Regions from separate parts of the Homo sapiens genome. Here regions 2, 3, 4, 5, 6 and 7 are each linked to region 1. The links are chromatin contacts, found by Hi-C or POLR2A ChIA-PET in ENCODE. All regions are on one chromosome and are shown on one strand. The core of a region is the stretch at or near the end of the contact, and the rest is flanking DNA. Distances in the headings are between cores, read along the strand shown. Region 1 holds the start of MYADM (myeloid associated differentiation marker). Region 2 holds the start of ZNF613 (zinc finger protein 613). Region 3 holds the start of EPN1 (epsin 1). Region 4 holds the start of ZNF581 (zinc finger protein 581). Region 5 holds the start of PPP2R1A (protein phosphatase 2 scaffold subunit Aalpha). Region 6 holds the start of ISOC2 (isochorismatase domain containing 2). Region 7 holds the start of RPL28 (ribosomal protein L28).

Region 1 (4,134 bases), core at 20-2,519:
CCTTGGATCCCTTCCCCTCTTGCAGGATCCGTGAATCCAGAGCCCCAAGCCCCAGCCCCAGCCCCATCCTCATTAAAATTCTGAGTCCCTCCCTCCATCCAGGAGTCAGGAATGTAGGCCAAAAATATCGCTGCCTTCCAGACCCAGGCGGCTAGGCTTGCAACACCTGCTCGGAAAACCCGAGTCTGAGCTTTAATGGTTCTATTATGATGATCATGATGATTTATTTTTAATAGAGCAGAGTCTCCTTATGTTGCCCAGGCTGGTCTCGAACTCCTGGGCTCAAGGGATCCTCCCTCCTCAGCCTCCCGAAATGCTGGGATTACAGGCGTGAGCCACCGCGCCCAGGCCTGATTGTTCTTTTGAGCCAAGAATCTGGGCCTCAGCCTAGGCATCCTGTGGAGCCCAGGAATCCGGGCCCCCAACTGCTACCGCGCTAGCTCCCAGGAATTTTGCCCCCAACACACCCCACCCCTATCCACTGTGATATCTGAGACCTGCGTCCAGCCCGAGTCCCTTACCCTGCGGCGCCCGGTGCCAGTGGGTACTAGGGGAGCATTTTGCCGCCCCTTCAAGTCCTTAAATACAGGAATCTAGCCTCTGTTTCTTGGGGAGACCCATCAGTCAGGGATCGTAGCCCAGAACCACCTAAAGCCCAGGAATACTGCTCTCAATTCTGCTCTCCCTCAGGGCTCCAAGAGACAGAGATCCTAGCCCCCCCATTGAACTGAGGGGCCTGGTCCCCCAATCCGCTGCGACCCAGGTGTCTAAGGTTTCATCCGGCAAGGAAGGGGTGGGGGCGGAACAGACCAGGAAGGAGGGGGTAGGAAGGGAGCGGAAGAAAGGAGTGAGGTGAGACGGGGGCGGGGACCTGAGCTGGGGGGCTCTGCACTAAACAAACCCTAAACATGCGGGGTTTCTATGGTAACGGTCTTCCCTGGCCTACCCGGGAGACTCCTCTAGGGCTGTGTCGAGGAGGGCAGCCCCCAGGAGTCTCCACGCCGCCAGCTGTTGTGTCTTCCTGTTTTGTCACCACGGCAACCGTGACCTCAGCCCTCCACCCTGCTCACTGGGGTGGGGCGGGAGCTCCACGCTACTTTTACTCTGGGGGGCGTGGTCTGCTCTTGGCCCCGCCTCGGGGCGGGGCTGGGATAGCCCAGACTCGGGGAAGTCCCTGTCCACCGCCCTAGCCGGAGCTGCGCCCCGCCCCGGCCCCGCCCCCGTCCCGCCCGCGCTGGCTCCCCAGCCCTCCAACCCCACCCAGCCCTCAGACCCTTCCAGCTGCCGCTGTCGTCTTTGCTTCAGCCGCAGTCGCCACTGGCTGCCTGAGGTGAGGTTGTGGGGACCCCAGAGGGCATAAGCAACAGTCTAGGGTCTTTATGGCCAGAGAGAGGAATGGGCTGGGTCTCAGAATGTCTGGGTCCCTAGAAAGACTGGGGCTGGGCCAGGATTCTTGGGGTTCTGCAGAGGAGAGGGCTGAGGACCTGGACTGTGGAGGTCATACGTCTGGAAGAGTGGGGAAGGGGACCTGGACTCCGGGGTCTGAGGGAGGAGGGGCTGGGGGTCTGGACTCCCGGGTCCGAGGCAGGAGGGGCTGGGGGGTCTGGACTCCTGGGTCCGAGGGAGGAGGGGCTGAGGGCCTGGACTCCTGGGTCTGAGGGAGGAGGAGCTGGGCCTGGACTCCTGAGTCTGAGGGAGGAGGGGCTGGGTCTGCGGGAGTAGAGAGATGGGGACTCGTAGGTGCCCTAGTTGGAGGCTGGAATCTGGTACGTGGAGGTCCTTTAGGAGGGGAAGCGCTTAGGGTTAGGTGTCCTGGGTTTGGGAATGAGAATGGAAGGAATTCAGAATTACTGACCCCTCCCCATCCAGGGGACAGACAGAATCGGAACTTTGGGCTCCTGAAAGGCCGAGGGAGGGGGGTGTTAAGATCCAGCCCCGTGCTTCCGAAGTGCAGAAGGAGCTGGGAAAGGAGGAGAAGACAGGGCTGCGTCCCGCACCTCTGGGTGCCGAGAGCCGAAGCTGGGGTTCCGGGGCCCGATTCTCAGCGTGAGCGATGGGTGTGGCGTCTGGAGTGGACGAGGGAGGACACTGAGGGGCTGGGTGTGGCCCGGAGAGTCGGGTGCGCTGCGAGGAATCCCGGAGGGGTGTTTCCTCACCCTCCAGGGTCTGGCTGCGCATTCCTGAGCTCTGATCTCGGGCGATGGCTGGAGGCCCTAAGGGCGGGGTGGACCCCTCCCCTCCCCTCCCCTCGGCGCGCCCCCCTCCCCTGCGCGCCCCCCTCCGCGGCTAGCCCACCTTCCGCGGGGGACAGAATGAGTGACGCCCTCGCTCGTCCTCCTCCCCTGCTTGGGACGGGGCAGTAGCCCGCCTTCTAGAGCACGGGACGCTGGGCCAGTCCCGATTTCCTTCTCCTTCGAGGGTCCTGGAGGGGCGTGGGGGCAGGCAGTGTCTGGCTCCGGGTGGAGCCTCCCAGGTGCTCCCGCAAGCCCCGAATGGCGATTAGGGAGGCCGTGGGAGGCGTAGCTGGGCCTCGGGCCTGACGCCAGCACCGCGTGCAGTTTCCGGCCTGGAGCCTGAGCCCCTCAGAGGCCCGGGTCCCTGCCCACTCCGGTCTTAGAGATGCTCTTGGGGGGGCTCTCAGCCCATGTTTATAGGGATCCAGAAATGCAGGCCTCCAACCCTGAGAGTCGGGGTCCCCACCCCCCGGAAATCCGGGAGAGGGCGGGCAGCCCCGGAGGCGGGCGGGGGTCCGGGCACCGCCTCCTGGTCCCTGACACATTCCAGATGCCTGGGCCGACTCGAAGCCCTTATAAGGCGCGGAGACACCGGCTCTGGCTGGGCCGCCCGCCTCCACAGCCGCCGCCCAGGGTTCTCCCGCCACTGCCGCCCGCACCCCCGCCCCCGCGGGGTTAAGATCACACACGCGCCCACGCCGGCCCGCGGGGCGTGCACTTTCGCTGGGTTCCGTCCGCCGCAGCCCAAACAGTTAACTGAACGGGGAGGGGAGGGGGCGGGGCTTACCCGGGGTCACCGCCAGGGCCCTGCTGGGTTCCACGCCACGTTCCTGTCTCCGCAGGGCGTTCGATCCCTAGAGGGAGGAGCCTGTCCAAACGGACGCTAACGGCCTACCTCCCCCTCAGGTGCTCTTACAGCCTGTTCCAAGTGTGGCTTAATCCGTCTCCACCACCAGATCTTTCTCCGTGGATTCCTCTGCTAAGACCGCTGGTGAGTAGGCAGCGGGCCTGGACTCCGGGGTCCGAGGGAGGAGGGGCTGGGGGCCTGGACTCCGGGGTCCGAGGGAGGAGGGGCTGGGGGCCTGGGCTCCTCGGTCCGAGGGAGGAGGGGCTGGGGGCCTGGGGGCCTGGGCTCCTGGGTCCGAGGGAGGAGGGGCTGGGGGCCTGGGCTCCTGGGTCCGAGGGAGGAGGGGCTGGGGGTCTGGACTCCGGGGTCCGAGGGAGGAGGGGCTGGGGTCTGGACTCCTGGGTCCGAGGAAGGAGGGGCTGGGGTCTGGACTCCTGGGTCCGAGGAAGGAGGGGCTGGGGGCCTGGGCTCCTGGGTCCGAGGGAGGAGGGGCTGGGGTCTGGACTCCTGGGTCCGAGGGAGGAGGGGCTGGGGTCTGGACTCCTGGGTCCGAGGGAGGAGGGGCTGGGGGCCTGGACTCCGGGGTCCGAGGGAGGAGGGGCTGGGGGCCTGGACTCCGGGGTCCGAGGGAGGAGGGGCTGGGGTCTGGACTCCTGGGTCCGAGGGAGGAGGGGCTGGGGGCCTGGGCTCCTGGGTCTGAGGGAGGAGGGGCTGGGGGCCTGGGCTCCTGGGTCTGAGGGAGGAGGGGCTGGGGTCTGGACTCGTGGGTCTGAAGGAGGAAGGATTAGGTCCTGGGCTCCTAGATCCTGGGAGAAGGACCAGGAAGCTTGGGCTCCAAGGAATAGGGTCCCAGACACTGAGGTATCTGAGGAAGAAGCGAGTCCAGGCCCTGGCTCCTTTGTCTCAGGGAGCTGCTGTCCTGCGACTGCCACGAAGAGGTTAAGGCCTGTGCTACTGCCCTGCAAAGTGCCTGAAGCTGAAAGGAGGAAGTTACTTTCCTGTGGCTAGGAGAGGCCTTGGGTTTAGTCCTGTGGCTGCGTTGAGACAGTTTAC
Region 2 (4,271 bases), core at 737-3,236, 1.9 Mb before region 1:
GGAGGTGAGACATGCTGGCAGCAATACTGCTCTATACTACACTGAGATGCTTGTGTAAAGTCAAACATAAATCTGGCCTACGTGCACATCAAGGCACAGCACCTTTCCTTATTTATGACACAGAGAACTTTGTTCACATATTTTCCTGCTGACCCTCTCCCCACCATTACCCTATAGTCCTGCCACATCCCCCTCACCGAGATGGTAGAGATAGTGATCAATGAATACTGAGGAAACTCAGAGACCAGTGCTGGCAGGAGTCCTTCGTATGCTGAGTGCTGGTCCCCTGGGCCCACTGTTCTTTCTCTATACTTTGTCAGTGTGTCTTATTTCTTTTCTCAGTCTCTCATCCCACCAGATGAGAAATACCCACAGGTGTGGAGAGGCTGGCCCCCTTCATAAGGTTGTTGAGATTTATCTATGTTGGTGCATGCATCTATGATTTGTTTTTTATTATTGTTCAGTAGTATTCCAGGGTATGATTACACTGCAATTTGCTTATACATTCATGTACTGATGGACACTTGGACTGTTTCCTGTTCAGGGTATTATGCATAAAGGTGCTAAGAACATTCTTGTGAGTCTTTGTGAGGACATATCATTTCATTACTGTTGTATAAGTATCTAGGAGTGGAATTCCTGAGTCATAAGATTCTTGCTTTTATTTTGCAATTCTCCTAAGGAGTCATATAGTTCTGTAAAGCTTTTCACTCTTCACAGATTTGATATTTTAAGTAACACGGTATGTTTCTGAAATGGAGTTTGCATTTTGGGGCATTTTCTATAGATGTATCATGAAGGACACGTGAAAACTCTGTTATAAATATAAACACTCCACTGCATGCAGGAATTTCCTTCTCATTCTTCCAATGGAATTGTCTTAATTTAGGTTGGATCAGAATTAGAATTTACGTTATGATGACTATGTAAATAATATTTATAGGTCAGTCAGGTAGTATCCTATGATTACTTTTCTTGCACAACTTTTTTTTTTCTTTTTTCTTTTTTTCCTCATGAAGGGGTTGCCAAGGCTGTGTAGTGCAGTGGCTATTGATAGGTGCGATCATAGCTCACTGCAGCCTGGAACTCCTGGGCTCAAGCGATCTTCCTGCCTTGGTCTCCCCAGTAGCTGGGACTACACGTGTGCGCCATCGCGCCCGGGCTTGCACAACTTTTCATTCTCCCAGAGTCGCCTTATTTATTCCTTCCAGAATTTTAGGCACTTGGTTCTCCGAAAGCCCCGACGTTAAGATTGACTCCACCTACAGCAGAGGGAAGGCCCTTCTTCTCTCTTAAGGAAAATTCCCGCCTCCCGCATTGGATTCCTTTTCCGGTTGGCTGGTGGCTGCTCTCTTTACCTGCACTGGGCGGTGACCGTGTCCCTCAAATGTAAATGAGGTTCCAGGGGTCGCTGTTTTTTCACTTTCCGTTGACGGGGTGAACAATATCCTCGTACCTCGATTGCCTCTCCACACCCTTTTGGTCCTCAAAAATCTTCCTCTTGTCCTCCACATGTAGCTAGATGCGTTTTCGCGGTATATGACTCAGGGTGCGATTGCTCTTTTTCCTCTGTGGAGAAAGCGTTTTCACTTGTACGGACACCTAAGTGTTAAGATGGCCGCGCCCATTGTGTCATTCCCGTCATTCTTTGTGCAAAGCGGATGACTTTTCTCCCCAGCCCGCTAAGGTGCACGTAGCCATACCATGTTTGTCTTGGCTAAGCTCGACCCTCTGAAAATAAATGAAACTTGGGCGCAGGATTTAGGTGCCAAAATATGGAGTTCTTCACCGTCCCGCGCTATCCCTGAATACTTGGGCAGAAAAGGTCCACTTTACCTTCCGTACGTGCAGGATTCAAAGATGGCTGCCTCCAGTATCCGTGACGAGAGGACGCGAACTTACTACCTCCCAGTCGTCCGTGCTCCGTACACCTGCAACTTCAGACCTTCCTCGGCCGCCGTAGGCCGGCTTGGAGGCTGGGGGAGGGCCCAGAAGTGGAATAATTCAGGAAAGTGCAGGTTCTGGGAAGTCTCGGTGGGTTCCCCGCAAAATCAGGTCTGTGTGTGGGTCTGTCTGTCAGGATGAGGGGAGGAGGGTGTCTGTGGGCGTCCGTTTAGTGCGGAGCCGTGGAGTTTGTGGGGGAAGCGGGAGCAAGTGGGAGTCGGGGTATTGGGGTTGGGGCGTCTCCGGAGTCAGCCCTGAGGGATCCCAGTGGTCGGTGGTCAGAGTCTGTCCAGAGCAACACTTGGAAGTCCGTGATCAGGGTTTGGTGCCTTTGCGGGTCACTCTGTAGGGCTCGGTGATTGAGGACTGGAGTGAGGAGTGGTTTTTGTCAAGGAAAACTGTGTCTGCTTCGGATTCGGGGTTTTATTTTTTATTTTTGAGACAGGGTCTCGCTCTGTCACACAGGCTTGAGTGCAGTGGCGCAATCGTGGCTCACTGCAGCCTCCATCTCCCGGGGCTCAGGTGATTTTCCCACCTCAGCTTTCCCGAGTAGCTGGGACTACAGGTGAGCGCCACCACGCTATCTATCTATCTATCTATCTATCTAATCTGTCTAATCTAATCTATCTATCTATCTATCTATCTATCTAATTTATCTATCTAATCTATCTGTTTATTGCAGAGACGGGGGTCTCACTATGTTGCCCAGGCTGGTCTCCAACTCCTGGCCTCAAACGATCCTCTCACCTTGGCCTCCCAAAGTGCTGGGATTACGGGCGTGAGCCTTCGCTCCAGGCTGTAATCAGGATTTAATATGCGACTCAGTGAGGAGGAGCCCGGGTTCATGTGAACCTAGGTGTGTGGTCCAGGTTTTTGGATTAATCTAAGGGGGTGTGACCATGTTAGGGAGGTCTAGATGTGACAGTCGTGGAGAAGCTTGTGAAGGCTGAAGCCTTGGCAGCCAGGGCATCCTGATTGGTGTGTGTGTTCAGGTCCAACGGTACATTCCCTCTCAGTCCCTTTTAAGTTTCTCTGCAAGGACTGGTTTACAAATCTCATTTGACTTCTCACATCTCTCCTTTCTCTCATCCTGGTAAATAGGAAAGCTTTGGGGAAGATCAAAGATTAATCAAATCTAAAATGGTAAGGTGGCCTGGCGCGGTGGCTCACGCCTATATTCCCAGCATTTGGGAGGCCAAAGTGGGCGAATTGCTCGAGCCTAGAAGTTGGAGATCAGCCTGAACAACATAGCCTGTCTCTCCAAAAAATACAAATATTAACTGGGTGTGGTAACACACGCCTGTAGTCTCAGCTACTCGGGAGGCTGAGGTGGGACGATCACGTGACCCCGGGAGTTCTAGGCTGCAGTGAACTATGATTGAGCACTGCACTCCAGCCTGGGCAACAGAGTGAGACCCTGCCTCAAAAAAAAAAAAAAAAGAAAAGAAAAGGAGAAAAGAAAAAGGAAAAAACAAAACGAAGAAAATGATAAGGTTTCTATTAAAGATTTTCGTTCTTCTTCCTCAGGTTTACTGTGTGAATGTGTGTATACACACACGTAAATATTTTCTTTCAGGTTCTGACACAAGTAAAACATCTCTCTTATCCCAAAATGTGTTCCCCAGTAATGACTTTTGATAAGATTTTTGTATATTTCAATTTCAGTTTTCTATGCTTGATTTTCACAATGCAGATAAGCTGCTGAAACATTGGTATAATTTGCCGTATTTAATTTTACATTATGAACGTTCTTATAGTAAACATATCATCCATGTTTTTGTTTAAAAATTTTTTTTTAAGATTTCTGTAATAGTATACCATCAAGAGGCAAAACTGCACCACTGTGACTTGAATCACTAAGTGTATGGATATATTTAGATAGAATTTTAAGACTTAAAAAGTTCACTTATCACTTTTAAGAATGGGTTACAATTCTATGTTTACCCAAACATGTTTCTCCCTGACCCTCATCAGCACCTTAGTTTTTAATTTTTTTGCAATTGTAAATGGTGTGTTTTTAATTTTGACCTTTCTGTTCTCTTCTAATTTACTCTTACATAGAAGAGCAATTAGTTTAGAAAATATTTACATTGTTTTTGGTCACCTTACTGAACAAACTTCCCTGTTCTCCAGGTTACAAAAACTTTCAAACATATAACATGATTTAAAGAACTTTACAATTGAATACCTGTTTGCCTACCATCTGGATTTTATCATCATTTTATTGTGTTTCTTTTATTACATATCTATCTATATATCATCCTTCTACTCATCATTAATCCACCTTTTTTTCTTTTTATAGAGATGGCATCTCACTATGTTGCCCA
Region 3 (4,271 bases), core at 653-3,152, 1.8 Mb after region 1:
TTTTTTTTTTTGCAAGCTCTTTTATTTGTAGAAGAAATAAGTTCATCTGCTATATAGAATTTTCAGTGTTCGTGTAGGCTCATTGTATCCTTCCCTCCCTCCATTTTCCTGTAAATTGGTTTAAGCAAGGTTAGAAGCTCGAATAGATCAAGGTTCAAGTTTTTAAATTTTATTCAACCTGGGTTTGAATCCTAATTTCTGAGCTTCCCTTAGTTCACTTATTGTTGGGAGAACATGGCTGTTGGGGTGGTTCTGGGAGCGCCCACCATGGTGGCTCGTGTGGAGTAGACACTCAGCACGAGGGACCCCTCCCCCGCGGTGAGCTCGTCTAGGCCTCCCGCCTGCGCTCTATGGCTCTGCTGAGTTTCTGGCATGTCTCTATTCTTTCTCCCTCTCCATGCCTATGGTGTGTTTATGCTCTTGTTTTTTGATCCTGGAGAATATTTGGGTGAACTCCACCAAACCTGCTTACTAAGGGTCCCTTTCTGACACCTGTGGCGAAGCCCCCTCCTCCCTGTCCCTTCCTGCCTTCAGTGCTGGGGTTGGGTGGACGCTGACTGGCTGTTGGGCGTGAGCCTTGTTCACAAACCTGCCTCTCCTTTCCCCACAGATCTTTGTGGAGTTCACCTCTGTGTTTGACTGCCAGAAAGCCATGCAGGGCCTGACGGGCCGCAAGTTCGCCAACAGAGTGGTTGTCACAAAATACTGTGACCCCGACTCTTATCACCGCCGGGACTTCTGGTAGAGGCGGCTGGGGGAGGGTGGGGGCAGGGCTGGCTGGGGGCTTCTCCCCACTCCCGCCCCCCCCTTATCCCCCTCTGAAGACGATGGGCAGAGGAGTGACAGCCGCAGACACACGACAGCCGGCAGCAACTGGAATGGCAGCAATTAAGGGTGGGGGGCGGGGGTTGGGGGGTTGGGGGGTTAGGGCAGGGAGGGGACTGGGGAAGTGCGCACACAGCCCACACAGACAACACGCACCCACACAGACACAGAGGGAAGGGGTTGGGATGGGGACAGGGTGCACAGCAGGGCGGGGTAGGACCCCAGCCCCTCCCAAAACAGCCTCTCCTTCTCCCATAGACCCCTTTCTTCTCCCCTTCCCCACGGTAGGAACATAGCGTGTTTATATTTTATGGCCAAACTATTTTGAATTTTGTTGTCCGGCCCTCAGTGCCCTGCCCTCTCCCTTACCAGGACCACAGCTCTGTTCCTTCGGCCTCTGGTCCTCTCTGGTCCCCTCCTGGGTTTCTTACGTAGTTGATTTTTCCTCTTTAGTCTCCCCCGACCTGCGCCCAGCCCCGTGGCCCCTGCCCCTCTCCTACTCTCTGTGGCAGTTTCATATTTGCTAAGACGAATTTGCTCATTAAACATTTTGTTGTATTTTACTTTATGGAGCGGCTGTGTGTCCAGTATGTCCGACCCTCTTCCTCGGTTCTGGGCTCGGGTGGGGGTTCCCTTGGCAAACTGCGGGCCCCTGGCTGGGACGCCCCTGCTGCCGGCGCCGGCAGCCTCGAGGCCTTCCCTGCTTGCGCGGTGCCCTTCTCGGGGTCGGCACAGGCACAGCCCCGGGGGACGTGAGGTTCCCGAGTGCTCTCCCACCCCGCCGACAGGAGGGATGGTGGCCGAGCGGGCCGGGGCGGGCGTGGCGTGGGTGTGCCAGGAGCTCCGCGGTTGCCGCCAAGCGAGCTGGAGCTGACTCTCGGCGTTCCGTGAGCACCGCGCGGATCCCCCGCTGCAGCGGGCGGAAGTGACGTAGAGGCGCCTAGCAACGGGGCCCAGCGCGCCGGAAGTGATGCCTTCCAGGTTGGCTTGGCTGCGGAAGCGACTCCTGCCAGGGCGGGGTGCGGCACGGGAGGGCGGGGAGCGCGGCAATTTCCGCTTCCGGTCCGTCGCCTCCTTCTGTTGCTTCCCGTCTCCTCGGCGGCTCCCCTCCCCCGCCCGGCTCTCCGCGCCCCTTCTGGGCGGCGGGGCGGCGGAGCCGTCGGCGTGCGGCCCTCCTTGCGTTCGTGCGTGCGCCCGTGGCCCGGCGCACGTCCCGCGACACCGAGGCCGAGCGGGGCAGGGGGCTGACCGCCATGACCCCCCAGAGCCCGGCGTGAGGGGGCCGAGGTGAGCGCGGGGCGGAGCGCGGGGGACGCTGGCCCGCCTGCTCCGGGTGTTCGGGCCTGGGCCGCGGCGCGCGCGGGCTCGCGTCTGGCCAGTTCTGGGTGTCTCTGGCGGCCTTTGTGTCTCTGCTCCTGTGTCGGCCTTGACTGCCCCCGTGTCGGTTGTCTGTGTCTGTCTCTCTCGTGTCTGTGTGTCTGTCAGCGTCTGTTTCCTGTGGGCCTCTGCCTGTGCCTGTTTCAGTGAACTTAGAAAAGGGTTTGGAGATAGGAGTGTGTTTGTGTGTCTGTCCCGGGTCTCTCTCTCCTCTGTCTGTCGTGTCTGTGTCTGTCAGGATTTGTTCGTGTCTCGTTGAGTTTCCGAGTCTTCTTTTCCCTAGGTGTCTCTAGCCCTTCCCTGCGGGCTTTTCTGCCTATGGTGCAAATCTTACCCCCGCCCCGTCTTCGCATCTGAGTTTTGCCCCCATACCTATCACCTCCAATCCTGAAGTTTCTTTCCAGGAGTCTGTTAACTTGATCTAGAATCTGCCCCTTTTCCCCAGTTTTCTGAGTCTCTGGTGTGATGGTGAAGAGCCCCAGCCTTGGATTCAGAAGCCCGGCTGCCTGCTAAGCTGTGTAATTGCCAGGTGATAGTCTCTGTGTCAAAACCTCAGTTTCCTAGTCGTAGGAAATCCATAGTTCGTAGGCATTCGTAGTTCCTACATCATAGGGTCCTTGTGCATGTAAGTTGAGGTGATGCTTGTAAAGTGCCTGACGGTATCTGACACATAGCAAGTGTGTAATTACTGGGAGCTCTGGTTTTTATTATTACAGTGCTTAGAGATTTTTACACAGTAAGTGTTAGATATCGGTCGGTTATTGGAGTACTCCTTGGAGAACTTTGCCATATCCTTTGTATTCTTTTTAATGTAAGAATTCTCTTTGAATCAATTTAATTTGAAATACAGTCTCATTCTAAGCAGTATCTGAGAAATCTCAGCTTTGATGTGCTAGTTGGGTAATTTTTTCTAATGCACGCCAAATAAGTACAGAGTATTAAGATAGTGCCTTTTCTGCCGCCACCCTTTTGGAAATGTTCTCTGTTTTTTCTCTGATAATAATAGCAGCCAGTGTTATTGAGCGCCTACTATCTGTGGGGCACAGAGCCAAGCACTGCATGTACCCATCTTATTTAATCAACAGGCCTACCAGGTAGGAATTCTTTCATTTCAGAGTTGAGCAAACTGTGTCTCAAGGAGGTGTGCGCTGCAGGTAGCTGATGTGGCCAGGATTTGAACCCACATTTTATATTCTTTGCCATTAGATTCCATTTTTCTTATCTCTTATTTCTCAGCGCCAGGTCTCTTTTTGTTTCTGGGCCTCTTTCTTCCTTGGCCTCCTGCCTCCCTGTCTTCCCATGTTCTTGTATCTGCTGCTGCCTGTGTTTTTCTCATTGTGTCTCTGCCTAGCTCCCTCTGCCCAGGTTTCTATGTGTCTCTTTCTGTCAGAACTGTCTTCTATTTCTTCTCAGTCCCCTTCTCTGCATTTGTTACATCATCTCTTCATCTTAATGTATTAGGCTGGGGCTGTTTTGGGACTCCAGAGAGTTACTTTTTAACTAGCTACATCTGTCTTCAGGTGCCTGGCTTTCTGGCCTGAGGTGGAAGCAGAGGCCAGCCTCTCTCCGTCATCCCTATCTCCCCTGGGCTTACATCATGGCGGGGCTTTGAAAATCTCCCTCTGTGGCTTCTTGGAGCCGCATAGATGGGTGATCAGAGCTGGCTCTGGAACCAGGCTGCTCCAGGAGTAAGGTGTGTGTCCCTGGGCAAGGGGCTGAACCTCTGTGTCTCAGTTTCCACCCTGTGAGGTGGCTATGAATCATGGGGTTGTTTCAAGGATTAACTGAGTTAATACATGTAAAGCACTTAAAACAGTGCCTGGCATGGGATAAGAGCAGTGCGAGTGTCTGCTGGTGTCATCATCATTTGCTTGACTCTCTTGTTTCTCGTCACCAGTCTCGGGATGGGTTAATTTAATTTAGGTTAATTTAAAAGTATGAGTTTTGGAGTTCAGGTGGGCCTCGGGTTGAGTCTGCCCTGCCATTCCTGGTGTGTGACCTTGGTTGAATTATTTAACTTCCAGGAGCCCAGTCTTTGCATGCAGTGTTGAAAAAGGTAATGTCCCTCT
Region 4 (4,271 bases), core at 745-3,244, 1.8 Mb after region 1:
TACAGAAAGAAGTAACGATGTCACCGCCATATATGGGGGGCGAGAGAAAAGGGGGCCTTTGGGGAGAATGTAGCAGGTAGCCAGGTTGGGGGGGCGGGGTATACAGAAGGAAGGCATTTGAGCCATTTTGGGGTGTATAGATGTAGTAAGACGATGGGTTCCGTAGTGGGGAGAGGTGACTAGACTTCGAGGTGCTAAGTGTAGGAACAGGATGGAAAAGCCCTAGTGAAATGTGGGGAATTGGGTTAGTGGGGCTCTGGGGAGGTACCTAGAGAGGAAGTGAGGGAGGCCACGGAATATGAAGATGGGGAGGCCCTGCGGCATGTAGTGGGGACGGAGGGCCAGGAGGCCGATACGGGGGCCGGTGGGGGGGTAGGGGGCGGCAAAGGGAGGGGAAGTAAACTGAACTGGGGCTGGGCAACAGGAAAAAAGAAGAAACCACAGATTAGAGAAATCTCGGCGGTCAGGAGGCCCGGGGTCTAAGATGTAAAGAGGTAAACAGATTTAGGGATTGATTGTCTGCTGGGGTGGGTTGAGAGGAGAAAAGGGAAGAAAAGTCGGGGGACTACGTCCTCAGACCTGACCTGAGTGGTGAGAGGTGGACCCAGGAGGAGTGGCAGGTGGTGGCGGGGTTTTGCAGAGCTCAGTTGGAGGCCCTCTCCGAGGCAGCTTGATGGAACGTGGGAGAGCCGGGCTGGAGTCACAGTTTTTATTTTGCTAGGGAGGTAGTCAGTGGCGCACAAAGGGTAACAAGCAGTGATAGTGGGGATGCTTTCCATTTTAGGAAACTTTTCCTAAAAGGAAGTGGCAATTTTAACTAATCTCCCCTCCGCCGCTCCCAGCTGCCGCTCCAGATGCTGCTGCTGCCGCCGCGGCCACCCCACCCTCGGTCCTCCTCTCCGGAGGCCATGGACCCACCGCCCCCCAAGGCTCCCCCTTTCCCCAAGGCGGAAGGCCCCTCCTCCACTCCTTCCTCGGCGGCGGGGCCCCGACCCCCGCGGCTGGGCCGCCACCTCCTCATCGACGCCAATGGGGTCCCCTACACATACACGGTGCAGCTGGAGGAGGAGCCCCGGGGCCCGCCCCAGCGCGAGGCGCCCCCAGGAGAGCCCGGCCCTCGCAAGGGCTACAGCTGCCCGGAGTGCGCCCGTGTCTTTGCCAGCCCTCTGCGGCTGCAGAGCCACCGCGTGTCGCACTCGGACCTCAAGCCCTTCACGTGCGGCGCCTGCGGCAAGGCCTTCAAGCGCTCCAGCCACCTGTCGCGGCATCGCGCCACGCACCGCGCCCGCGCCGGGCCGCCGCACACCTGCCCGCTCTGCCCACGCCGCTTCCAGGACGCCGCGGAGCTGGCGCAGCACGTGCGCCTCCACTAAGCTCGAGACCCGGCCTGTGCTGCCCTGCCCGTCTCAGGGCCACCAAGTCTGACCCACACAGCGTCACTCACTCCCACACACACCCCCTGGCTCTGCTGAGGTTACTGCCTTACCCTGGGCCTCAGTTTCCCCACCTTCCAAAGGGAGGAGCATCATTCCTTCCTTACCCCCTTTCTAGCTGTGTGATGTAGACCAAAGTCGTTGCCCCTCCCTGGGCCTGGGAACCAGTCGGAACTGGGTTCCAGTCCAGCTGTGCTGTGTGAGCCTGTGCAAGTGACATGACCTCTCTAAACCTTGGTTTTCTGCTCTCTGGAGCGGTGAACCGGTGGTTGTCTGCGGGGAAGAGATGATAAAGAGCACGGGCACGGTCTGGTTCATTTCTGTATCTACCCCCCTTCCGCCCACGCCCCCGACCCTTTGCTCAATAAACATTCCGCACTCCATTTTCAGGCTCTTCCTTGCGTGTGCGTGCACGTTGGGTGCTGGGGGGTGGAGACCGGATCTTCCTCGCTTGGGTACTTTCCTCTCGGTGTGTGTTTCTGGCCGGAGCCGTTTCGCGACGGCCCGGGCGCCCCGCCCCAACCTTCCTTCCCTAGACCCTCTTCTCTCCCTTCGGCTTCTCTCTTTCGGCCGGCGCCGCCAGTTCCTGGGGCACACCCAGAGGTCCCCTTCTCGCCGCCGCCTGCAACTGCGAGGGTAGCCCGGGGCCGCTTGGAGTCGCCCGGACCTGAGAGGCTGCTGCACTGGGTACGGGGGCCGGGAGGAGGAAGGGGGCTGGGGGCGGGCGGCGGGAGGGGCTGGACCGCGTGGAGGGTACCTGGGCCGGGGCGGGAGTGGGGCAGACGCCGGAGGGGGCTGTTCTGGAGCTTGGAGGGGGCGAGAACTTACACAGAAAGGCCCAGAAAGCGAGGGCTGCGGCCCCGGGGGTGGAACCCCGGAGAGCGCTGGGACCTAGAACGAGCCTGGTGGAGGCCGGGCGAGGACTAGAGAGAACCTGAGGTGGGTGGACGGGTGGGAGCACGGAGTTGTTCAGACACGTGGCTGGAGAGAGGGCCGGAACCTGGGGGTCCTAACGTCGGAGCCCCTGTGAATAGGCTTGGCTTGTATGGAGGGGGTCAGGAAAGGCTTGAGTATGTAGCATAGGCCAACACGCAGACCCTGGAAAGGGCTAGAAGGAGGGGAGGGAGAGGCCTGGAGGCCTGCGGGGTGGGGCACCCAGTGACCTGGGAGGGCACAAAGAGGAAGGTTAGAGCGAGGTCCAGGTTGTGCAGAGGAGGTCAAGAGATCCTGTGAGTACAGTGTATGGTGGAGCACCGAGGCTAGGAGAGGTTTTCCAAGGAGGAAGACCCTGGGGACCTTTTAGGGGGCCACAGACTCCAGCTGTGAGCGGGACTGGAAAAGAGGGACTGAGGGGCAGCAGGATGCAGAGGTCCTGGGCCGGGTATAGGGAGGGAAAAGGATGGAGCCTGTGGTGCTGAGCTGCCCTCTTCTATATAACCTTCTTATCCCATCTCCCATCCACCAGGCCTCAGCCAGCCCTCCGGATGCTGGTGCTGCCATCCCCCTGCCCTCAGCCTCTGGCATTTTCCTCCGTTGAGACCATGGAGGGCCCTCCCCGTCGGACTTGCCGCTCCCCAGAACCTGGACCTTCCTCCTCCATCGGATCTCCCCAGGCTTCATCTCCTCCAAGGCCCAACCACTACCTGCTTATTGACACTCAGGGTGTCCCCTACACAGTGCTGGTGGACGAGGAGTCACAGAGGGAGCCAGGGGCCAGTGGGGCTCCAGGCCAGAAAAAGTGCTACAGCTGCCCCGTGTGCTCAAGGGTCTTCGAGTACATGTCCTACCTTCAGCGACACAGCATCACCCACTCGGAGGTAAAGCCCTTCGAGTGTGACATCTGTGGGAAGGCATTCAAGCGCGCCAGCCACTTGGCACGGCACCATTCCATTCACCTGGCGGGTGGTGGGCGGCCCCACGGCTGCCCGCTCTGCCCTCGCCGCTTCCGGGATGCGGGTGAGCTGGCCCAGCACAGCCGGGTGCACTCTGGGGAACGCCCGTTTCAGTGTCCACACTGCCCTCGCCGCTTTATGGAGCAGAACACACTGCAGAAACACACGCGGTGGAAGCATCCATGAGCCGGGCTGCCGGGTGCCCCAGGTACCACAGGACTTTGCAGGGAGCCTGGACTCCTGTCCAGACACCTGGTGAGAGCCTGAGGCTGGTGTTCAGGGCCCTGGACACAGACACAGAGCAGCCGCATCTCAAAGGCAGAGCCCTGCCTGAAGGAGGAATCCGTGAGTAATCTTCAGGTCCTCCGTGTTCTGGAGCTGAGATGGGAATGAGCCCCTACACAGAATGGAGTCCTCTAGCCTAAAGATATCAGCTGTTCCATGGCAGAGCCTTGACTGGATGGAGGTGGGGAGTGTGGTGTGTAAAGTCTCTGGCCTCATAAAAGGTGGCTGTGGGTCGTCAGGAATCTGCGCCATCTTCCTGGGGCTTCTGCGCTGTTGTTGGGGAAGGGACCCCAGTCCTGCCTTCCACCCCCCAACCAGGCCTGAGACTGATCAAACAATAAACACGTTTCCCACTCTGAGCACTCGAGGTTTGTTTTTAGAGACAGCATCTCAGACCCTCTTTGGTGGCCGTCTAGCAGGGAGACCTCAGCTTGCCTGGCTGGGGAATGGGAAGGTTGGCCTGCCTTGGGGTTATCCCCTCCTCAGCTCCTGAAGACCTGGGTCATCTGGGAAGAATGTTTTTAACTGAAACAATTTTAAAACCACAATCTCCTGTTACAAACACATTTTATATGGCAATAGAGTATACAGATAAGCAAAATACACGTGAACCAAGTTTCCTTTTTTTTTTTTTGAGACGGAGTTTCACTCTTTTTGCCCA
Region 5 (4,271 bases), core at 747-3,246, 1.7 Mb before region 1:
CAGGAGTTCGAGACCAAAGACAGCCAACACGGTGAAACCCCGTCTCTACTAAAAATACAAAATTAGCCGGGCGTGGTGGCTCATGCCTGTAAATTCCAGCTACTCCGGAGGCTGAGGCAGAAGAATCGCTTGAACCCGAGAGGTGGAGGTTGCAGTGAGCAGAGATTGAGCCACTGCACTTCAGCCGGGGCAACAAGAGCGAAACTCCGCCTCAAAAAAAAGGCCGGGTGCGGTGGCTCACACCTGTAATCCCAGCACTTTGGGAAGCCAAGGCAGGCAGATCACCCTGAGGTCAGGAGTTTGAGACCAGCCTGGCCCAAAGTGGTGAAACCCCGTCTCTACTAAAAATACAAAAATTAACCGGGCGTTGTGGTAGGCGCCTGTAATCCCAGGTACTCTGGAGGCTGAGACAGGATAATTGTTTGAACCCAGGAGACAGAGGCTGTAGTATGCCGAGATCGGGCCCCTGCATTCTAGCCTGGGCAACAGAGCGAGACTCCGTCTCAAAAAAAAAAAAAGAAAAAGAAAAAGAAGAAAAAAGAAATAGATGCTGTGGGTATTCAGATCTGTCAGAGTGCTAGCTCAGCCTAGCCCTTCAAGTAGCAGAATAAAGGAGGAAAGAGCATCCCAGGCCTTCCCATCCCCATTCAACTCCCTCAGTTAGAGTGGTCCTAAGATTGCGGTGGGGGGGTAGGGCTGTGTTGAAGAGGTTAAAAACAGAGATTAGTCAGATCCAATCCTGCTCCCACTCTATGGAGGAAACAAATTCGAATACATAGTCACAGCCCAGGCTCTGGGATTGAGAGACAGAGAGAGAGATTGGATTGGAGAGAGAGAGAGAGAGAGATGGGATTGGAGAGACAGAGAGATAGATGGGACTGGAGAGACAGAGAGAGGGGTTCTGTGGCTCTGGAAGCCTAGAGAACAGAGCCTGAAGACAGAGAGGAAAGGGAGTAAAGGGGAGGCATTTATGCAGAGATCTCAGAAGTGAATATGAAAGGCACCCCTAGCAGAACGCACAGCTTGGGCAAGGAGGCTTGCTGGCATGAAAACGCAAGAAGTGCTCAGGCAGCTGTAATTCTCCAGGACATCAGATAAAAGGTAAAAAACAGATGGGAGACGCGCCTAGACAGGGTATTGAATACCAGCCCGAGGGGCTTGGGTTTCATCCAAACAGCAAGGCAACTGAGCTCAACACAGTGAGACTCGGTCTCCACAAACATTTTTTTAAAAATTGGCCGGGCCTAGCGGCGCGCGCCGATAGTCCCAGCTATTTCTGCAGGCTGAGGCGAGAGGATCATTTGAGCTCGGGGAGGTCCAGGCGGCAGTGAGCCAAGATCCTGCCACTGCACTACAGTCTGGGCAACAGAGCGAGACCCTGTCTTTAAAAAAGTAAAAAAAAAAAAAAAAAAAAAAGAAAGAAAAAGAAAAAAGAGAGAAGGGCAAGTCGCTCCCTTCTCTGGGCCTTGGCATAAATCAAGCACAAATCAAAGTCTCACTCCCTCCTCCTGCCGCGCAACGGCGCGGAGAGCCAGCCAGCCAGCCAGCGGAACCACGGCCTGGTAACCCAAAACCTGCACACCCTCCAGCTCCCCACAGGACGTCACGTATTACCACCGACGCACGCGCAGAAGCCTTCCCGGGGACTCAAGAAAGGGCAGGCTTAGCCTCCTCCCCATGTCGCCCCTCATTGGCTAGAAACTACTGCTCGTCTCGGTCGTTGTTAGCAGCGACCAGGGCGGGTACAATCTTGGTCGCTAGGACACGGCTAACTTCCGCTTTCTTCCCCCTCTCCTAGGCTCAAACTAGTCAAATCTTGTTCACTCGACCAATGGCAAATCGGAAGTGGGCGGGACTTCACAAGTCCGGACCAAAGAAACGCGAGCTTAGCCCTGGGTAGCGCGGCCAATGGCCGTGGAGCAGCCCCTGTAAACTGGCTCGGGCGCCCCCACGCCCGCCCTTCCTTCTTCTCCCAGCATTGCCCCCCCCACGTTTCAGCACAGCGCTGGCCGCAGTCTGACAGGAAAGGGACGGAGCCAAGATGGCGGCGGCCGACGGCGACGACTCGCTGTACCCCATCGCGGTGCTCATAGACGAACTCCGCAATGAGGACGTTCAGGTCCGGAGGCTACGGGGGACTTGGGGAAGACGCGGAGGGGTACCTGGGGGCACGGGCGGCCCTCGCGGAGAAGACTCAGCGTTCGCTGGGAGTGGCGGAAGGGGGCGACGGCCAATCAGCGTGCGTCTCTTATCTCCCCGGTTGCCCGGACTCCTTGAGACGGCGCTCCCGATTGGGTGTCGGCCCAGTGGAGGGCGGGGGCCAGCGCTAGCCTCGAGGGTCCCGGGCCTGCCCTGTGCGCGCGGCGGTCCGCGGTCCTGGGAGGTTGTGGCCAGGGCTGGGGTCTGCGGACTGGGTCTGGGAGAGAGGAGGACTCCGTGATTGGCGGCGGCCTCTGAATGGCCTCTTGGGGATGTGGGGCGCGCATGACTTGCTCCAAGTAGGGGAGGGCCGCCGGGTGGGTCGGGACCTGGGAAGGTTTTTTTGTTTTCTGGGTTTCGACTGCTGGGCCAAGTGGGGACCGAGAGGCGAAGGCCTGCCATCCTAATTCCTGCTCTTCCTCCGCCTCTCATTTTGGTTTAGGTGTCCTAAGAGGACGGGGACGCAAAAACACCCCCCCACCAAAGGTGGGGACTAGCCAAGTTTAGGAGCGAATTAGGTTGTAGAAACCCGCCTCCCCATCTCCCCGGATCCTCCCATTGACCAGGATAGGGGTTGAGGGATTTGCTAAGCAGATGAACATTTATTTATTTCTTTTTTTTGAGACAGTCTCTGTGTCGCCCAGGCTGGGGCTGGGGAGCAGTGGCGCGATCTCGGCTCAGTGCAACCTCTGCATACCGGGTTCAAACCATCCTCGCCCCTCAGCTCCCTAATTAGCTGCGATTACCGGCGCGAGCCACCACGCCCGACTAATTTTTGTATTTTTAGCAGAGACGGGGTTTCACCATGTTGGCCAGGCTTGGTCGGGAACTCTTGACCTCAAGCGATCCACCCGCCTCGGCCTCCCAAAGTGTTGGAATTACAGGCGTGAGCCACCGCGCCCAGCCCGGATGAACATTCCTGGTTATGGGATGAGGTGACCCAAGGCTCTGAGCCGGGCTGGTGTGGGATTGAGAACAGTTAGAACTGCAAGTCCACCTCCCACCTGCTGTGTGACCTTGTGCAAATTACTTCACCGCTTTGGGTCTCTGTGTTCCATAAAATATGGGCTAATTGTAGTCCTGGTCTTGCTGGAGGGACTTGTGAGGGACTGAACGAATTATGACACAAATAAAAAGTAGAATGGTGTCAGGCCTGTTGTAAGGGCTCGATAAATATTAGCTGTAATTATTGGGAGTGGTGATTAAAGAGGTCCCATCCTCCCTTTAGGTCTGTTTTCCCATTTATAAAATTGGACAAGGTGCACTGGGTAACCTGCCAAACGTGGGTCTCGCCTCCTAGGTTCCTGGTATATCACTGTTTCTGGTGGCATACAGGTTGTGGTTGTATTCCCGGCCCTTCCACTTGTTACTGATTGACAAGGGCAAGTTAGTTAATCTCTCTAGGCCTGTTTCCTCTTCTCTTTAATGGGGTTAATTACCTAGTTCATAGGGCGGTTGTATGAATTCTTTTGTTCAGTAAATATATGCCATGTATGAGATATGATGCTGGGGATATAGTGGAGACACCAGTTGCTATACAGGATCCAGATGTGAAACAGGTCAGCAGAGCTGAATAGATGAGTGTTTGAAAAGTGATGGGAAGGAAACAAATAGGATGTAGTGGTAGCGAATCCATATTGAATTGGGCCTCTATTCTGTGCAGGGCGCTGTTCTAAGCACTGGTATATAGCAGGAACAAGACAGAAAAAACTCTAGGCCTTGGGGAGTTTATTTTGTAGTGAGGAGAGACAGACAATAAACAGAGTATACTGGGGATAAGCATTAGGGAGACAAATAAAAATAAGAGAGATGGGGTATATATAGGGCATGCAGTTTTAAAGTGTGGTCAGGGGAGGCCTTGTTGAGATCCTGTTTGAGAACACGCCTGAAAGCAGAGGGCACAGCAAGTACAAAGTGGGGTGGGGCAGATCCATTTTAAGAAGGCCAATCAGGCAAGGCCCCTCTGAGGATGCAGAGTTTGAGAAGAGATTGAAAGAAGGTGGGGGAGAGCCTCCCAGGAAGAGGGAACAGATATGTAATGGCCTTTTTTTTTTTTTCTTCTTTTTTTGAGA
Region 6 (4,271 bases), core at 115-2,614, 1.6 Mb after region 1:
GCAGAACAGTGTGTATGGAATGCTCCTTTTTGTGCCAAAGAAAAAAGGGAGAGGAAAATGTGTCTGTGTTGCCTATATCTATATCTGCTATCTCTGGCAAACAAGCAAGAAACGGGAGACTCAGGCGGGTGAACCAGGCACCGGGGAAGTCTGTAGGAGCCTTTTCACTGGGTCCTATTCTGTTTCTTCTGAATTCTGGACAATGTGCAACAAGTTGTCTAGTCAATACTATATACAATAAAGGGTTGGCATAAAGCCAAAACCCGGCAAAACTGATCTATGGCGTCAGAAGCCAGGACAGTGACTGCCCTTGGACCACAGTGATGGAAACGACGACGGCGGGAGATCCTGGGATGTGGCGCATGTTTGACTTTTTTCTTTGGATACTTGTTTACACCAGGGTGCTCCCTTTATAAATATTTATTTAAGCTGTGTATTTGCAAACCGTTCGATTTTCTGCGTTTGTGGTATTATTCCAGAAAAAGTGTTCAAAATGCAAAATACAAAGATGGCTTCAGGCCCCCGCCGTGCGGTTGAACTGGAGGCAAAAGGCCAGAGAGCAGGAGGTCGGCGCTGGGGCCCAGTGGGACAGGGGAGAGTCAGGAAGGGGCAGCTGGGACGGTGGGGAAAGTCGGGGAGAAAGGCCCCCAGTTTCTGGTCGAGCGAGGGGCATGATCTGAAGATTCATAGGGGATCCCGGGGAGGGGAACTGGTTTTTGGGAGATGAAAAATTGGGGTGAGGGTGGGTGTGTGAGAGAGAGAGATGTGAAGGGGAGGTCTGGGCTGGAGAGGGTTGGGCGTGTCCTGCGGAACGAGGAGAGATTCAGCCTGGGTGGAGGGTACCCAAGGCCAAAGGGGGCGTGGCTGGAGGTGGGCGGCAACAGGGGGCGGGGTAGGGCCGTTGATTTCCCCACCCGGTCTCGGAAACCCGGCCTTGGAGCCCGGACTTCCTGGCTGTGTGACCTTGGGCAAGTTTCTCTTTGTCTTAGCCTCAGTTTTCTCGTCGGAGAAATGGGGATTAAACCTGCCCACCCCCCAGCGCTGTTACAGAGGCGGCAGGCGCGACCCGGGGACGCTTCCAATCTCTGGCCAGCCAATTCTGGCGGGGCCAGGTGGAGTCCTCCTTCTGGTCCTGTGACCTTGGCCCGGGACGCCCAGGCAGAGCCTCAGTTTCCCCATCTGCTAGGCGGTAAGGTCGGTCTCCAAATAGCGCCAGCAGCGAGAGAGGACTTACCCGGAAGGTGCCGGGTTCGAGCCCGGAACGGCCCCTCTGCAGGTGAGGCGGGGGCACCCTCACCTCTCGGCTCTCGGACGGCCACCGCTGAGGCCTCTTGCGGGCTTCCCAGGGCTGGTTACCGTTTCGTTAGGGCTGGACACGTGGCCCACCCCCTGCACCGTCCGTTTTCCGCCCACTTGGGCCCAGCCGTCCAATCGACACTCATCATGCTCTGCCTCGCCGCTCTCTCCGGCCAATCCGCATGTGCCACTGCCTCTGCCCGCAATCGGCGCTCACCAACTCACCCCGCCCCCTGCCTCTCAACCAATCCGCATATGCAGCTGCTTTGCTCCCGCCCCAGGGGGGGCGGTGCCGGCAAGGCTGTCAGTCTCAAGAAAATGATTAGCTCGCAAAGGCGCCGTGGGGGCGGGGCAGCAGGTCGTTCTGCCAATGGAGAGCCGTAGAGGGCGTGAGTGGCGGCCGACGGGGCGGAGTCGCGCGGTGGTCTCCGAAGGCTCAGACTCTGGCTGGAGAGAGGGCGTCTCGGCCGGCCCCATTGCACAGAGCAGACCGCCGAGGCCGGGAGAGAGAGAGAGGGGTCTTACCTAGAGTAGAGGCATGTCTGCGGTTCGAAACCTGGCCCTCTCTCAAGAAACGGAGGCTTACAAAGATACCCAAGCACTTTCCAGGAAGGGGCTGGCTGAGGGAGCGATCAAGTGAGGAATTTGACGCCCCCCTGTCCTTTGCGCTCTGTGCTGCCTCAGTTTCCCCATCTGTACAGCACCTGCCTCCTCGGGTGGTGTTTAGAATAATTTAGACTCTGTGCTTGGAAATGGAGGTTGAGAGAAAGAGAGAATTTCCTATCTGTCTTGGAATAAATCCAAACTCCTCCCAATTCATGGTCGGCCTTCCTGGTCCGTGCAGACCTCGCCTCTCACCACTCCCCCTGCTCACTCCGCTCCAGCCACAGGGGTCTCCTCTTGCTCTTCCCTCAATGTCCCACCGCAGGGCCTTTGCACGTGTGCTGCCTCAGCCTGGAATCCTAGGACTCCCCATGGCCCAACCTTCCAGGCTTTCAAAGCCTTTCCTGACCACCTGGTGTCAGGTAGCCCTTCCATCAGGTCGCTGTTTTTAATTTTTTTGAAACATCAAAAAAAAGAAAAAAATTGCTCTATCACCCAGGCTGGAGTACCATGGTACGATCACAGCTTGCTGCAGCCTCAACCTCCCGGGCTCAAGCGATCCTCCCACCTCAGCCTCCTGAGTAGCTGGGACCACAGGTATGCGCCACCACACCTGACTAATTTTTTAATTTTTTTGTAAAGATGGAGGTCTCACTCTGTTGCCCAGGCTGGTTTTGAACTCCTGGGCTCAAGTGATCCGCCTGCCTTGGCCTCCCAGAGTGCTGCGATTACAGGTGTGAGCCGCCGCACCCGGCCTTGTGTTTTATTTTCTTTTCAGCACTAACTCCAATCTGAATTGGAAATGAATCTTGCTTTTTGAAAAATGCATGGATATACTCTTTTATTGTCTGTTCCCCGCCAAAACACACACATGCACACAGAACAGGGAGCTCCCTGAGGCAGGGGTCCCGTCTGCCTCGTTCACAGCTGAATCCTCAAGTCCTAGACCTGGGCCTGGCCCATAGTAGGCGCTCGATACATCTTTGGGAATAAATGACAGGAGAGCAGACATTAGGCAGAGGTGAGCCTGGGTGAGAGTGAGGGGTGGATGCCCAGATGGGGCTAGGCAGAAGGAAGGGGGAAGGCAGGAAAGCAAGAAGAGGTGGAGGTGGGGCCCCTGGGCCCAGGAGGAGACCCCTGAGGCAGTGGTCTGAAGTGGGGGTCTGGGTTGGTTTATTTTCCCAGGGGCTGCCAGGAAGGGAGTGGACAGGTTGGGGGCTCCTGGAGAGGGCTGTAGAGCCGTCGTGGAGGGGCCTCTGGCTTGTCCTGGGTTCTGGGCTGGGTTGTGATTGGCCTCATGGGGAGCTGGTCCCCCAACCCTCGGGGATCCCCTGAGAATCCCAGGCACGAGGCACCTCCCAGCAGTCCACCCAACCCCAGTCGGGAGCCACGAGATCAGCCTCTTCCCCCAGGGCATGCTGGGGAAGGGGCAGGGGGCCGCAGAAATGTGGGACCTGCCTCAGGTCCAGCTGGCCCAGGTCGCGATGGGACAGACCCGGCGCTGGCAGGGGAGCATCAGAACCAGAGGAGGGGTCCCATGGCATTGAGGCACACTCTGGGGTGAGCGCAATGTTGTCAAAGAGGTCGAGGGTAGAGGTGTCCAGGGCAGCGAGACTCAGGCTGGCGCTGGCATGGGGAGCCTCAGTGGGGGCCACAGCACAGGCCACTCCCAGGAAGGGGGATGGAGGCGGTGGGGGTGGCTTTTGGAGCGAGGGTCTCTGGGGAGGTGCCTCCTGGGACAGGATGGAGAGGGCCAGGCGCTGGGTGGCAGCCTCAATCTTGGTGAACTGCCTGTAAAGACAGATGTGAGCAGGCTGGTCTCTAACGCCTGAACTCAAGCGATCCTCCTGCCTCGGCCTTTCAAGGTGCTGGGATTGCAGGCTTGAGCCACCACCCCCGGCCAGCATATTTGCAAGGGTCACCTATGTGGTCGCATCACACCGTGCTAGTTATTTATTTTGGTGATTCCTGACCGTCCGCCACCCCCATGAAAACACAACCTCCACGACAGCAAGGAACTTTATCTGCTTTGCTAACTGGCCTGGCACACAGTAGGCACTCAATAAATGCACGTTGACTGTTGCTGGCATCCAGCCCTGGGGGCTGCTCCTCTCTGTCTGTACCTGGTCTCCCCCAGCCAAGGGTGCTGGTTGCTCCTTCCCCTCTTCCCCGTCCCGTGCCCACCTTCCCCACCAGCCCCCTCACCTGCAGATCTGGTTGTGCAGAAACCTTCTGTGGTTGGGCCGCCTCTTGGGGGGCCGGGTGCGCCGGGGCTGCAGGGCCCGCAGCATGTGGGCGGCCGCCCCGCTCACAAAGGCACACAGCTCCCGGGGGCCGGGCTCGGAGACCCCAGGGCCTTCGGGGACCCCGGG
Region 7 (4,271 bases), core at 562-3,061, 1.5 Mb after region 1:
CCACATCCAGCGCCACGGCCAGCAGCAGCGCCATCCGGCAGCGGCCCAGGCCGGCCGCGGGTGCTGGCGCGGCCGCCGGCGCGGACGGTGCACCCGGCGGGCTCCCCTGCGAGGCGCACACCGCTGGCGCCGCCGCCATGGCCCTGCACCGCCGCCGCTGGCGCCCAGAGAGAGCGTTCCGGGGTGCGGCCCGGTCCGGGGCGGGGTCAGGGGACGGCGCCAGGTGTGCCAAGCTCCCGCCTGGTCACCTGAACCGGGCTGGGCGCGAACCGGCGCGGCCGGGGTTACCCTGGTCGTGGTTTCCGTGCAGGGGCTATTGCTCAGAGGCCTGAGCTGGTGGTAGCCAGGCGCACAGCCACGGGTGCCTAGGGCCCGTGCCACCCAGGGAGGTCACATATGGCCAAAAATCAGGGCATTTTAGTGGTGGCAGCATGGGACACTCGGAGCCGGGCGTGGCGTTGTTTCTGCTCAGTGTCCGCCTCCCGAAGCCTGTGCAGATCAGACAGTGCAGATCAGACAAGGCCTTTAGACACCAAGGAGCTCTGGGACGCGAGAACCAGTAGTCGGGGTGATCTAAGAGGGGAAGCTCCGGGTTCCGCGGAAGCTGAGTTTCCTTCACTCAGCGCGTGTCTTCTGGGGTCTCCTGTGTTCAGCGAATGAAGCCACGGGCACAAGGACGGACGAGACCCATCAGGTCCAGAGCGCACCCGTGGAGGAAGCTGGGCGAACCCCGACTGTCCTATGGAGGATAGTCCTATGGACCAGACGAAGCCCCTGCCCCAAGGAGTGCCCGGGTGTAACCGCAAGTTAAGGAGCCCTGGGGAGGTGACACAGGCACCCTCATTCCTTTTGTTCAGTAGGAGTCTCTGAGGCCTCCCCAGCACCATGCCGCGTGGGTGAGGCCGAGGACACAGAGAAATATCAGGCAAGGCTCCTGCCCCCTTAGGGTGGCCCTGACAACGGATCATAACCTCCCAGGGAGCTGATGGGGTGTGACAGGCACACCATAGGCTGGAGGCACAGGTGGAGGGCAGGGAAGAGGACCGGCAAATCTATAGAATCCTAAAGGGAGCCAAGAGAAGCCACATGCAAATCTCCCTCCCTCCAAACAATTCTCCCTTAGAGGGCATCCGCGCTCCCCTGGGGTGGCAGTCAGCGAGAAGTTTCCGTGTAGGTTCTCCCCAGGCTTAAACAGTTTAAGAGTTTTATTTCAAGAAAACCCTGGGGAGGGCGAACTGCAAGAGGGCTGCCAGGATTAGCCGAGGGATTCCGAATGAAGACGGAGTATTTCCGAACATACACACCTCTCCCAAGAGCGTTTCCGGAGGGTTCCGAAAATACCCGAGCGGGCCTCGGCGCCCTCATTGGCCATCACCGCGAGGGCTTACGAAGACCGGAAATATCCAAAGGTGCCGGGGCTAGGCTTATATAGTTCACGCATTCACCAGTTCATTCATAAAACAAATGTTTGTTGAGCGCCCATCATATGCCAATCACAGTGACAAGTGCTGGGTGAGCAATACTGGAGAGATAACGCTGAGGTATGGGTCCCAGGACCTCTCGAATTGGAGCCACTCGGAAATCCAGCGGTAGAGTTTCGAAAACTTCCGAACGGTTCCCGGAATACGCTCTCGGCCCTCTAACCGAAGAGTTCCGAATATTCCCGAGCGTTGAGCGAATTTTCGGCGGAAGCAGCCGAACATCATCGAGCCGCCTCGGAGGTGGGGACCGACAACTCCTGTCGTGCCCGCCCGGAGAGGAAGCGGAAATGCGTGTACGGTATTAAAGGCGTCGCCTCGCCCCTCGCCTTCCTCTTTCCGTCTCAGGTCGCCGCTGCGAAGGGAGGTGAGCGTTCGTCTTCCTCGCGTGGTCGCCATCTCCGGCCCGCCGCGCACTCCCTCTCAGTCCTCTGCCTGCCTTCTCCCCTTGCGCCTCAAGGGTCATTGGCGGACCCCAACCCCTCCCCGTGAAGTCGTTGTGAATTTTCAAGTTATTTTCCCCTCACTCTCATTCGCCGCAGCTAGTCTCGGCTGCCTGAATTCGGTCCCGCCGCCTTAGGTCACTCAGTCCCGCCTGACAAGAGTTCTAGGTCGCTGTCTGCCCTCAGGGGTCTCCCATTCACCCAAGTTCCCAGTCGCTCTCTTCCTCTGCTGTCCGAGCGTGGCCCGTGGCCTAACGCTGCTTTAGTTCTCTGTGTCTGACGCTTTCCCTGTGCCCGTTTCCCCGCAGCCGCCGCCATGTCTGCGCATCTGCAATGGATGGTCGTGCGGAACTGCTCCAGTTTCCTGATCAAGAGGAATAAGCAGACCTACAGCACTGTAAGTGGGGCCCGGATGCGTGGCTCCTGCGGGAGGAGGGTCCTGAGTCTCTTGACTCTGGGTCAGAGGGCGGGACCTTCGCATGTCTCCGGGTCCCTTATTCACGATGCCTTGTGCCGCCTCCTTCCCAGGAGCCCAATAACTTGAAGGCCCGCAATTCCTTCCGCTACAACGGACTGATTCACCGCAAGACTGTGGGCGTGGAGCCGGCAGCCGACGGCAAAGGTGTCGTGGTGGTCATTAAGCGGAGATCCGGTGAGTTTTGTCTGGTTTGGGCCAGAGAGCGGCCCCTTTCCCGGGTCTGGGAGCTGTGATTTTTTACTGTCAGGCAGGAAGAGCGGTAACTGCCATCGCGGCGGGCATCCCTGGCGCCAGGGTGTTGGTCTGGGTACCGGCTTCCCTCTCGGCCGACTTGTCAGCTCTGTGAGCCGCGCGCGTCTGAGCCCGTGTCCTCACCTGTAAAGTGGAGAAATGAAAAAGGACCTGAACTTCCTCGGTGGTTGTTGAGAGTTAAGGCACGGGGTTGATGTTTTCAGATGAAATTCTCAAAGCAAGTCAGGGTGGGGATGGATGGTTTCATCCCACAGGTGGGAAGATTGAGGCACAACAGGGGAGGGGCCCTCGCTACCACACTTAGGAGGGGACAGGCTGGGTTGGTTGCAGCCATTTGATTCCCATTTTGCCTGTGTAGGTTAGAGAAGAGGTCTTGGGGACCCCACTCCATACATTGTGCTGTCAGGTGCAGGCCTTTTTGGGGATTCCCTGAATGTTCGTGTGAGTCGGGGGTCTCTAATGGAGGAGTCCAGCTTCACATGTGTTCTTGACAGGGCTGTATTTTCTTTTTAGAGTGAGTTTTTCTCAGGTCCTTGATTGGAACTGCCTCAGAGCCAAGGGTCCTTTTACTCAGTGGCAGCAACAAACGCAGTCTGTTGGCTAGTGATCCTCCTGTCTCAGGGACACGTAGTCCAGGGAGCAGCCAATTGCTTGGCACTTGGGGACCCCGTTCTGGGGAGTCCTGAAAGCTTTCACCTCTTGGATTGCCGAATACATGGGTGGCCCTTCCTAGACTAAGGGACTGGCCTGAGTGAGGCTGGGCCTCTCAGCCAAGCTGATGTTGAACCACTGCTGTGGGGATGGGCCTGGGGTTCCTGGGAAGCTGTTCATACCCATTGCCAGGAGCGTGGGCTCTGGCTGGACCTGGATCAGATCCTAACTGAAGCGGCAGCTTTCTGGCATGAGAAAGGAGTGTTTTCATGGTGGACAGAATTGGGCTATGAGTGTGGCAGAAGCTGTGTCCTCAGTACTCCGTGATGACGAGTGAGCCTCTGTGAAATGGACAGGTGGGAAAACAGCTACCTGCTGGCCTGCCCAGGCACCCGCCACGGGCCCACGCTGCTCAGCTTCTCAATGTGAGACTGTCCACACCTGCGAGGTGTGCTAAAGGTGCAGGTTAGGTGGACTGACCCCAGGACCTCCCTGACCCCCAACCAGGCCAGCGGAAGCCTGCCACCTCCTATGTGCGGACCACCATCAACAAGAATGCTCGCGCCACGCTCAGCAGCATCAGACACATGATCCGCAAGAACAAGTACCGCCCCGACCTGCGCATGGTGAGCTGGGGTTTGGGGATCAGGCTTGGGGAGACTGGCCAGTGCTGTGGGGAAGGGCCTCCCACTACTGGTTGCAATATGGGCTGGAGAGGGATGGATTCTTGCTTTCAGCCTACTCCCCACACCCAGCATTGGCCTAGGGGGCGGCTTGTGGAGTGTATGGGCTGAGCCTTGCTCTGCTCCCCCGCCCCCAGGCAGCCATCCGCAGGGCCAGCGCCATCCTGCGCAGCCAGAAGCCTGTGATGGTGAAGAGGAAGCGGACCCGCCCCACCAAGAGCTCCTGAGCCCCCTGCCCCCAGAGCAATAAAGTCAGCTGGCTTTCTCACCTGCCTCGACTGGGCCT

Evidence for each region. A loop is a pair of places that touch in the nucleus more often than their neighbours do. ChIA-PET counts read pairs that join two places held with the same protein, here RNA polymerase II (POLR2A). Pooled maps may share reads with other maps.
Region 2: a loop to region 1 is called in a map of ascending aorta, with 4 times the contacts of the local background. The contact joins the promoter of ZNF613 here to the promoter of MYADM in region 1. A Hi-C loop is called at or near these places in 1 of 168 maps with a recorded cell type or tissue (ascending aorta), 1 of 37 single-sample maps with no recorded cell type and 8 of 50 pooled maps.
Region 3: a pooled map shows a loop between it and region 1 (11-fold over the local background). The contact joins the promoter of EPN1 here to the promoter of MYADM in region 1. A Hi-C loop is called at or near these places in 3 of 37 single-sample maps with no recorded cell type and 8 of 50 pooled maps.
Region 4: a pooled map shows a loop between it and region 1 (10-fold over the local background). The contact joins the promoter of ZNF581 here to the promoter of MYADM in region 1. A Hi-C loop is called at or near these places in 1 of 168 maps with a recorded cell type or tissue (naive thymus-derived CD4-positive, alpha-beta T cell), 5 of 37 single-sample maps with no recorded cell type and 15 of 50 pooled maps. POLR2A ChIA-PET finds 5 or more read pairs at or near these places in 3 of 52 experiments (BJ, IMR-90 and activated T-cell).
Region 5: a loop to region 1 is called in a map of naive thymus-derived CD4-positive, alpha-beta T cell, with 8 times the contacts of the local background. The contact joins the promoter of PPP2R1A here to the promoter of MYADM in region 1. A Hi-C loop is called at or near these places in 2 of 168 maps with a recorded cell type or tissue (B cell and naive thymus-derived CD4-positive, alpha-beta T cell), 5 of 37 single-sample maps with no recorded cell type and 12 of 50 pooled maps. POLR2A ChIA-PET finds 5 or more read pairs at or near these places in 3 of 52 experiments (A549, BJ and CD4-positive, alpha-beta T cell).
Region 6: a pooled map shows a loop between it and region 1 (23-fold over the local background). The contact joins the promoter of ISOC2 here to the promoter of MYADM in region 1. A Hi-C loop is called at or near these places in 2 of 37 single-sample maps with no recorded cell type and 12 of 50 pooled maps.
Region 7: a map of sigmoid colon shows a loop between it and region 1 (8-fold over the local background). The contact joins the promoter of RPL28 here to the promoter of MYADM in region 1. A Hi-C loop is called at or near these places in 2 of 168 maps with a recorded cell type or tissue (naive thymus-derived CD4-positive, alpha-beta T cell and sigmoid colon), 2 of 37 single-sample maps with no recorded cell type and 14 of 50 pooled maps.

Annotation. Positions count from the first base shown.
Region 1 is chr19:53,866,614-53,870,747 of GRCh38, forward strand. It overlaps MYADM (myeloid associated differentiation marker), which reads left to right and starts at 1,270. Exons shown (of 3, transcript NM_138373.5): 1 at 1,270-1,330; 2 at 3,141-3,225. MYADM-AS1 (MYADM antisense RNA 1) reads right to left here and starts at 2,494. Exons shown (of 3, transcript NR_184033.1): 1 at 2,296-2,494. RefSeq lists enhancers at 75-1,050, 2,160-3,073, 3,074-3,987 and a silencer at 2,826-2,885.
Region 2 is chr19:51,925,486-51,929,756 of GRCh38, forward strand. ZNF613 (zinc finger protein 613) reads left to right here and starts at 1,987. Exons shown (of 6, transcript NM_001031721.4): 1 at 1,987-2,055; 2 at 4,247-4,271. RefSeq lists enhancers at 1,007-1,770, 1,626-1,925.
Region 3 is chr19:55,673,324-55,677,594 of GRCh38, forward strand. EPN1 (epsin 1) reads left to right here and starts at 1,903. Exons shown (of 11, transcript NM_001130072.2): 1 at 1,903-2,112. It overlaps U2AF2 (U2 small nuclear RNA auxiliary factor 2), which reads left to right. Exons shown (of 12, transcript NM_007279.3): 12 at 611-1,393. The coding sequence ends at 745. RefSeq lists silencers at 1,465-1,684, 1,855-2,184.
Region 4 is chr19:55,641,655-55,645,925 of GRCh38, forward strand. It overlaps ZNF581 (zinc finger protein 581), which reads left to right and starts at 1,995. Exons shown (of 2, transcript NM_016535.4): 1 at 1,995-2,120; 2 at 2,899-3,969. The coding sequence starts at 2,918. The coding sequence ends at 3,511. ZNF580 (zinc finger protein 580) reads left to right here. Exons shown (of 2, transcript NM_207115.2): 2 at 843-1,816. The coding sequence starts at 855. The coding sequence ends at 1,373. RefSeq lists silencers at 908-1,377, 909-1,203, 2,148-2,197, 3,288-3,397 and enhancers at 1,808-2,027, 2,929-3,894, 3,578-3,627, 3,638-3,687.
Region 5 is chr19:52,188,056-52,192,326 of GRCh38, forward strand. PPP2R1A (protein phosphatase 2 scaffold subunit Aalpha) reads left to right here and starts at 1,997. Exons shown (of 15, transcript NM_014225.6): 1 at 1,997-2,119. The coding sequence starts at 2,042. RefSeq lists enhancers at 587-1,554, 1,203-1,332, 1,363-1,412, 1,423-1,642, 1,555-2,522 and 2 more.
Region 6 is chr19:55,460,278-55,464,548 of GRCh38, forward strand. It overlaps ISOC2 (isochorismatase domain containing 2), which reads right to left and starts at 1,365. Exons shown (of 6, transcript NM_001136201.2): 1 at 1,235-1,365. C19orf85 (chromosome 19 open reading frame 85) reads right to left here. Exons shown (of 2, transcript NM_001386794.1): 1 at 4,105-4,271; 2 at 2,724-3,690. The coding sequence ends at 3,195. RefSeq lists enhancers at 2,750-3,472, 4,195-4,271.
Region 7 is chr19:55,384,121-55,388,391 of GRCh38, forward strand. It overlaps RPL28 (ribosomal protein L28), which reads left to right and starts at 1,812. Exons shown (of 5, transcript NM_000991.5): 1 at 1,812-1,845; 2 at 2,230-2,318; 3 at 2,450-2,573; 4 at 3,810-3,928; 5 at 4,123-4,271. The coding sequence starts at 2,238. The coding sequence ends at 4,212. It overlaps TMEM238 (transmembrane protein 238), which reads right to left and starts at 172. Exons shown (of 2, transcript NM_001190764.2): 1 at 1-172. The coding sequence starts at 139. It overlaps MIR6805 (microRNA 6805), which reads left to right and starts at 4,061; the gene lies at 4,061-4,122. RefSeq lists enhancers at 1-734, 688-757, 788-857 and a silencer at 58-397.